2 separate regions of the Homo sapiens genome follow, and region 1 is linked to region 2. Evidence: read pairs that join two places in POLR2A ChIA-PET (ENCODE). Cell type or tissue: GM12878. All regions are shown on one strand. Each heading gives the region's core, and the rest is flanking DNA. Links, peaks and the distances in the headings are about the cores only. Region 1 has its middle 47 kb from the start of REL-DT. Region 2 overlaps REL (REL proto-oncogene, NF-kB subunit).

The links. ChIA-PET counts read pairs that join two places held together with the same protein. Peaks named below come from ENCODE experiments on the same cell type or tissue, not always from the same donor. Only the 100,000 strongest peaks of a DNase experiment are listed, where the experiment ranks them.
Region 1: POLR2A ChIA-PET joins it to region 2 with 9 read pairs; 4 of 35 experiments call an interaction of 5 or more read pairs at or near these places.

Annotation. Positions count from the first base shown.
Region 1 is chr2:60,832,091-60,836,486 of GRCh38, forward strand. No RefSeq gene overlaps it. Among named protein-coding and RNA genes, the nearest start is that of REL-DT, 47 kb to the right of the region's middle. RefSeq lists enhancers at 2,139-2,198, 2,229-2,278, 2,389-2,508. In GM12878, for the core only: no CTCF peak of the experiment used is centred there; a DNase peak (open chromatin) is centred at 2,361; H3K27ac peaks cover 1,658 bases.
Region 2 is chr2:60,897,778-60,902,173 of GRCh38, forward strand. It overlaps REL (REL proto-oncogene, NF-kB subunit), which reads left to right. Exons shown (of 10, transcript NM_001291746.2): 4 at 3,215-3,306. Among named protein-coding and RNA genes, the nearest start is that of REL, 18 kb to the left of the region's middle. In GM12878, for the core only: no CTCF peak of the experiment used is centred there; a DNase peak (open chromatin) is centred at 1,964; H3K27ac peaks cover 1,060 bases.

The DNA.
Region 1 (4,396 bases), core at 273-4,272, 66 kb before region 2:
TATCCAATTTCCATGTGACTTTGAGTTCCCTAGGTACTGGTATAAACAAGGATACAAAACACACACACTCTTTCTGCCTTAACCAAACCAATATGTTCATGCTCATAGTCATTGGTCATCAGCTTTTCCAAAGCTCCTTTTCCAATCCAACTCATGACATATATCCAGTTTCATATATATTTATATATATACACACACATAATATATGTTTGTGTATATATAATATGTATAATATTTTATATTATATGTATGTGCACACATACTCTCCAGACCATCAACTCCACCAGTGTTGAAAATAAACATGGAAAAGTCCTCATCCATATCACCATAGGCGGTCTTGGAGATGGGCCTTTCAACTCAAGCTGGTCTCAGCAGCTAAGGGATTAGTCTATCCCTTGAGAAGGAACTAGGCAACTGGAATGAAACAAGAAAAGTGAGCATTTGGGGGTGACACTTCTCAAACTGAAGAATTTTTATTCTAGGGAGTATTAATTGTGAACAAATGTTCAATTTCTCATTGGGTAAAGGGTTAATCTCACTGGTGGGTAATTGCCCATGAGAAATTATCTGGTCGTGAGAAGTCTGCTCTCCATGTCCCACCCTTGGGTGAACTGTTCACACACTTCACCACTTTGAAGTCTTCCCTTGCAAAATGTATGGCATTAAAGCCTATTTGTCTTCCCCCTTAAGGGCTATGAAGCTCAAAATCAGTCACTGAATGAAACAAAACTCAGCTCCTTTGAATAAAACAATTTACTCCTTGAGTCAACTTGAGTAATTCTCACTTATGCCATTCGTAATTATAAGGGGGAAAAAAACCTTCTAATGTGTAACTTTCAAGAGCCTAAGTCATTCTCTGACAGAAAATTAAGAGCTTAGTGATTCATACCAACCTTTCTAGGCAAAAAGATGCCTCTGATTATATGATGATGTGGTCCCTCATATTTATCCCCTTGAAGGGACACAGGCTGGACCCCTATCCCAAAATGTCTCCCTCAATCTCCCCTGCTAGTTAGGGTGCTGAAAACGTGCTGGGCCCTACCCGATTGAAATGAAAATCCCCCCAGAATAGCAGTACTTTTGCCTTAATCTGACTTATGGAGGGCAGCAGGCAGAGGAGGACAGGTTTTCTGGGGCTGACATTCCCCCTTAGACTTCCCACTGAATATAAAATTACTGCCTCAATCTACTCTTTTCTCCTGGAGCCTCCAAACCATAGCTGGGAGGGAATTTTGAAAATTATCTCATCAAGCCTGCAGTGAACTGCGATCACAACACTGCACTCCAGCCTAGGCAACAGAGCGAGACCCGGTCTCCAAAAAAAGAAAAGAAAATGATCTCAAAGGCAGCAGTGAAGGGCACAGATACTAGGCTTAGTCAGGATCTGCTACGTACTAGCTGGATGACCTTGGGCAAGTTACTTAACCTCTCAGTGCCTCAGTTCCACATCTGCGATGTGGGGATGATAATGGCACCCACTTCATGTGCCTGAATCTTTCTCCATTCATCTCCTCTTCTCTGATCCAGTAAGCATTAACTTGTTGGTCCCTTAAAACTCTCTTCTGTCTTTCTGTCTCTGTTTCTCTCTCCCTTGACCTGGGCCTTCTAAACGTTATTCTCTCTTGTTTGGTCAGCCTCTCCTCGCAACCTGACCCCTTCCACCTTCACCTACCGCTTTTAGAGTTTACCTTAGATGTTACTTTCTCCTAGAAACTGTCCCTGACTGGCTGCCCCCAAGTCTGGGGTCAGCGTCTATGTGGATGTTCCTGCCACACCCTACATTTCTCTTATCCAGCACCTGTCACCCTGAATTGTAGGTGCCACGTTAGACTTCGCTCTTTGAGAACAGGCACAGTGTCTTTCTTCTCTCTTGTCCAATGACTGAGCATACAGGTTGGATAAAGATTTATTGAATTAAGGAATGAACCAGTAGATAGATGGATGAAGGTTAGACAGAAGCCTAATACCAACTTATGGAAATTCCTACAGACATTTCAGTGGAGAGGGTATGAGAATGGAATTACCCAGAGCAGGGATCTTTGCCATCAAATATAGATTTAGATGTTACTTAATTTCCTTTTAAAAATGGATGGCCTTTACTGCCAACAGCTCAGAAACTACTTGTTTCATTTAACTTTATCTCCACATATGTAGGAGTAATATACCCTCAGGATAACAATACCAAGAAGTTTCTTTTTTTTATTTTAGAAGAGGACAAACAGGAAGGAAAAACAGGAATTGAATCCCCTAGTATGTAGTCATGTGTTTCTGTTTTCTCAGAGCCTCAGTTATAGTGAAGAGATACATGACATTTAGATATGAAGCTTGGATCTCAGTCCCTGGTGAAAATAGGGTATTTCCATGAGGTAATCACTGCTCTAAATATGTCAATAGTGTGTTGTCATTCTGTTGAATAGAGCTCCAGCCCGAAGGAATTTCCCTAGGAGCCCTGCTTCAGCCATCTCCCTGGCCCCCTGGGAGGGAGGGGTTTATCTGGTTTTTGCCTTGGTCTGAATGTGAGGTCATCCCCATCACGCACACTCTTCAGGGCACTGTCCCAGGCACTGAGAAACAAAAGGGTGGGAGGTAGACATGGTCTCCATCCAGAGAGAGCAGAGGGTCCCAAGGGTACACAGACAAATCACCATCCTGAGGCACGGGGCCAGGGAAGAGAGCAAGACTTTGTTCATGGACAGGACAGGAAATGAATGAGGGAGCAGACGAGTGGCCAAACTGAGACCCTCTTACCTTTGACAAGTTGACAGTGAAGCAAAGGAAGCAGATGAGGCAGGACTTTGCTCGTGAAGCAGGGTCGGGGGTGCATTTGTAAAGGAAGGAGCCGCTAGAGAGGAGCTAGGAGGCTGTGATAGATAAAAGACAGAGTGAAGGACAGTGGGAGACAGCAGAACAAGATCAAGATGGAGGAGTCAACTTTGGTTTGAAAGAACTTTTCCTCATCTAAAATCCAGGGATTGGCCGGGCACGGTTGCTCACGCCTATAATCCCAGCACTTTGGGAGGCCGAGGTGGGCAGATCACCTGAGGTCAGGAGTTCGAGACCAGCCTGGCCCACATGGCAAAACCCCAACTGTACTAAAAATACAAAAAAACAATGAGCCAGGCGTGGTGGTGCATGCCTGTAATCCCAGCTACTCAGGAGGCTGAGGCAGGAGAATCACTTAAACCTGGGAGGCAGAGGTTGCAGTGAGCTGAGATTGCTCCACTGCACTCCAGCTGGGCCACAAAGCAAGACTCCATCTCAAAAAGAAGAAGAAAAAGAAAGAAAGAAAGAAAGAAAGAAAGAAAGAAAGAAAGAAAGAAAGAAAGAAAGAAAGAAAGAAAGAAAGAAAGAAAGAAAAAATAAATCCAGGGATCAATATAAAAACAGATTTTTCTGGGGAGAGGAGAGAAGTAAGCATAGGGAGTTCCTACTGGAGCCAGGCAGTCCTGGGACCAAGTGCCTGCATTGTGACTTGGAGGACCAAGTGCCTGCATTGTGACTTGGAGGAAGTTGCCTCTTTAAACCCGGGATTCATCATCTGCAAGACAAGGTTATTGATACTCGCCTCGCAGATGAAGTGTAGTTATGGCGCCAGCCTAGTGCTTATGGCTGCTGCATACATGGTAGCAGCTGTGATTACTACTGTAACTCATCTCAGGGAAGCAGGAGGTGTAGGCATCCACAGAAGGGTAACAGGGAAAGGATGGTTTAGGGGCTTTGGGGAAATGAGCCGCCATGGGACTATTACAGAGATAGTCAGAAGGGGACTAGAAGGAAGGCCATGAGGTGGTAAAGGACCAGCAAAGGTCCAAGGGCAGGAATTTGGGGCAGTCCATTGGTAACTCTGGGACTTTAACTGGTAGGGTTCAGCAGCCTGGGAGTGGGATCTCAGCAGCTGGGGAGAGGGATTGACATTTCCATTAACATTGTGTGGACATTCACATCCGTGAAGGAAGTGTCTAAACTCTAGTTTTAGGGAGGCTGATCTTTTGATCAGGGTTTGCACAACAAAGCACCACTCCGGTGCCTGTAATTCTAGGACTCCCTGTTTCGCAGCCGTTAGCATCAGACAGGTTTCCACCAGTTTTCGTTCAAGTCACTGCCCTAACAACCTTCCTATGTGTGTGTACAGAAGGAAGAGCCAGATATATGATGAACAATGGTTTATGACAGACCCAACAAATGCCTTTGAGACAGAATGCCTTTGAGATGTTACCTTACGCTGCTGGTCATTCATTTTGACAACTTGGATTGTCAATTGACTTGTAGTAAAAGGAGCACCCTAGAACAGTTTCTAAACCTCAGCACTAACCAGATATGGTGCCAGATAATTCTTTGCTGTGGAGGTTGCCCTGTGGATTATAAGATGTTTAGCAGTATCCTTGGCCTCTACCCA
Region 2 (4,396 bases), core at 212-4,211:
GCTACTCAGGAGGCCAAAGCAGGAGGATTGCTTGAGCCCAGGAGTTTGAGTCCAGCCTGGGCAACAGAGCGAGATTGTATCTCTTTAAAAAAAAAAAAAAAAAAGCACTTCAAATAGAATATTCCCCAAACGTGATTTTACTGTGATCATATCTCTTTCCCCTCATAACTGGTCTTCTTCCAATGTGCCGTATGTTAGTGATTGCGATAAAAGACCTATAGGTGTCATCTCTGACATTCCTCATCCAGGTGTACACATTGAATCTACTAACAGTTACCTTCTCAACTGGTTTTGAATCTATCCACTTCACTCAGTGAAATTCATCACCGTCATACTACCACTATAGCCTAAACTGGGGCTGCTGGAATAACCTCCTGACTGGTCTTGCATTAACCATTTTGTACCTTTTCCAAACCCTCTATCTTTCCTCGCTTTAGCCAGTGTGATCTTTTAAAATACAAATGAAATTGTCTTTCCCTTGCTTAAAACATTTTAATGGGTTTATTTGGCTCTTGGAATAAAGACAGCATTCCTTCTATATAGCCTATAAGGCCCACATGACCCACCTTTATTTCTAGCCTTCTATTAAACTCTGCTTTCCTTAATTTTTATACTCCACTCACAATGCCTTCCTTTAGTTTCCTCTGTTTCCACTGCTCTTTTCTAGGGGTCTTTGTGTGGCCTGTTCCTTTTGCCTGGAAGTGTTTTTCTTCTGTTCCAGCATAGGCTCCCATAACATCATGTATACCTCCTTCATAAAACTTGTTATGATTGCAGTTTAGCATTTGTGTATGTGTGATTATTTAATGTATATCCACTTGACCAGAGACTACCAGACTTTTTCTGTAAAGTACTAGATAGTAAATGTTTGGGGTTTTGCAAGCTGTATGGTCTCTGTTGCTCAGCTCTGCTGTTGTAGCATGAAAGCAGCCATAGATAATATGTAAACATCAGTTTGGCTGTGTTCCAATAAAACTTTATTTGCAAAGACAGACAAGATGTTGGATTTGGTCCATGAGTTACAGTTTGCCAATCTTTCCACTAGACTGTAAGCTTCTTGAGGAAAGGGATTGTATATCCCCATTACTTTGCAGAGTTTTTGGTATATAGTACGAACCCCAAAGCTTGTTGAATGTCTGTGAATGAATGAATGAATAATTGATTCAAACAATCTCTTGATCCTTCATTTCAGAATTTCAAAAATTACCACCACCCCTAATATTCCGTGAATAGCAGTCAAATATGAGATTATTCAGATGAAACAAAATGAAGTAATATAAATGTATTAATATGAAGAATTCTATAAAATCTTTTACCAAAGAAAAAGAATCAAACCAAGAATCTTTCAAAGAAGTGGAAATACTTTTGAGGAAGAGGATTATAGTTGCAAGATTTCAAGAAAGGATTAAGAATTCAAGATTTAGCTGACCAAGCATAGTGGCTCATGCCTATAATCCGAGCACTTTGGGAGGCTGAGGCAGGTGGACTGCTTGAGTCCAGGAGCTTAAGACCAGCCTGGGCAACCTGGTGAAACCCTGGCTCTACAAAAATACAAAAATTAGCCAGGTAGGGTGTCATGTACCTGTAGTCCAGCTACTCAGGAGGCTGAGGTGGGAGGATCACCCGAGCCTGGGAGGCAGAGGTTGCAGTGAGCCGGTATGGTGCCACTGCATTCCAGCCTGGGTGGCAGAGTGAGATCATCTCAAAAAAAAATGTTTTTTAAGATTTATTTTTGTAGTTATTGGAGGCAGAGGAAGGAAATGTGAAAGATATTTTAGATGCTAGCAAAATTGTAGATGTGAAGAACATGAGCATAAGACAGCATGAGTATGGAGACAGGCAGACAAAGTAGCCTCCGGTTGCAAGTGCCATGTGAAGTTTGAACAATAGTAATGTTATTATAATTGAGTTTTGCTTCCTTATTCACGCCCACCCAATTTTACTGATGTCATGGTTTTTCCATGTGGGAACAAGTATGACTGGTGGTGGTGGGGGAGTTCCCCCCACCATCGTCTATGCTACACATATGCAAATTAGTAGTATTTGTAGCTATTGGGAAGTTTTTCATAAATGACATTTTGAAACTTGTTAAATATTGTTAGCATTAAACTTCTTTCTAATACAAAAACATTTTAGTAATTTTTTATGATGAATGGCTATAACTTTATATAATGTGGCACAAAACATATTCTACTGCTAATAACAGTGAATTCAGGGCTCAAAAAGCAAATCTCTGTGGAGCTAGGCAAGCAGCATAAATGAGTGGTGTGGATCAAGTGTAGGAGGACTAACAGGCACTGTAGCAAACTAAAGAGCCCTGAATAAATGGGGCTTAGTCCCTAGCCTGTTGTTTCTGTGCCAACCTAGTATTGCCAGGTCTTTAAAATGTACAAGAGAAGCCGGAAATCCAGATGTTCATATGCAATTACCTGATTTCTAAATGTAGATAACCTGTGCAGATTTTTAAAAATATAGGCAACACTTTTGTGAGCCTAGCAAAACATACCTGTGGGCTTCAACCTGTGAACATCTCTTTACAGCTTTTGCTTTACATTATCAAACAGACTTTATTGATTTGATTCTGAATTTGTTTGGGAGGCAAATTTTACCATTTAATATTGCTTTACTGTTAATCTATATTTTGGTATGTTTGACATAGGCATATTAGTAATTGTAAAACACTGTATGTTAAAATGATATAGTATATATTATTTTTCTTTTAACAGTTCTTAGAAGTACAACCCCACTTCTTTTTTTTTTTTTGAGGCAGAGTTTTGCTTTTGTTGCCCAGGCTGGAGTGCAATGGCGTGATCTCGGCTTACCGCAACCTCTGCCTCCCAGGCTCAAGTGATTCTCCTGCCTCAGCCTCCCGAGTAGCTGAGATTACAAGCATGTGCCACTATGCCTGGCTAATTTTGTATTTTTAGTAGAGACGGGGTTTCTCCATGTTGATCAGGCTGGTCTGGAACTCCTGACCTCAGGTGATCCACCTGCCTTGGCCTCCCAAAGTGCTGGGATTACAGGCACAAGCCACGCGCCCAGCCATATAATCCCACTTCTTACTCTCTCATCTTTATCAGAGCAATTGGAAGCACGTTCATGCTTTGGTATGTACAACTGACAGCATGATAACTTCAGTATTGCTATATGTTTGATTTTTGCAATATTCCTTGTGTTTATAATGCAGTTTTGAATATTGTTTTTTTCCTGCTAGTTTCCAAAATTTGGGTATTCGATGTGTGAAGAAAAAAGAAGTAAAAGAAGCTATTATTACAAGAATAAAGGCAGGAATCAATCCATTCAATGGTAAGTATGTTTGATAAAATCATTTCTATTTATTTGGGTGTTGATTTCTGTTTCTTTTTTCTTTCTCTTTTTTTTTTTTTTTTTTTTTTTGAGACGGAGTTTTGCTCTTGTCGCCAGGCTGGAGTGCAATGGCGCGATCTCAGCTCACTGCAACCTCCGCCTCCCAGGTTCAAGCAATTCTCCTGCCTCAGCCTCAGCCTCCGGAGTAGCTGGGATTATAGGCGCCCACCATCACACCCAGCTAATTTTTGTATTTTAAGTAGAGACGGGGTTTCACCATGTTAGCCAGGCTGGTCTCGAACTCCTGACATCAGGTGATCTACCCGCTTTGGCATCCCAAAGTGCTGGGATTACAGGCGTGAGCCATTGTGCCCAGCTATTTATATCTTCAACCTGTGTTTTAAGTTCTGTGTTTACTTTTCTACTTGTTGACATGTACCTGTATCTGAGGAATGACGTATACTATTTAAAATAGTTTCTTCACAGTTGTTGAAAAAAATCTTATGCACAGAGAGGTTTTTGGTATTGTTGGAGAGTGTCACTGTTTTATATAATAAAACTTCAAAATGTTGTGATCCTTTTGAACATGGCCTTCCTTATGCCACTTCCAGCAGACAACATACACTCCCCCCTTTTGAGTGTTAAATAGGCACTGTGTTTATAAGGTATTGGAGTGCATTTAGCTCAAGGGTAACACTTAATCCCAATGTGGAAGAAGAAGCATAGAAATAATAGAAATCACACAAAGTATTTTCATAGCATATTTGTGTATATGACTAGATATTTACTGTTCAGTGAATTTTATTGGGGATAGCATTTATTAAGTATTTATACTTATGGTACTATCTGCCTCATGCTGTAAGTATAAATGCTTAATACTCCCTGGCTAACTGTTACTTGTAAGCACTCTGTATTGTTTGAATAGATAAGTACTACCACACTAGATGCTGGCATCCTATACTTAGAGTAGCCTCCATTCTGAAGTCTTTGCAGCTACTTAAATATGCAGAAGTCAGGAATTAAATGACTGTAATATTTTCAAAGAATATATTTCTTGGTCATATTTGAGACATCCTTATACTGTTGGTTT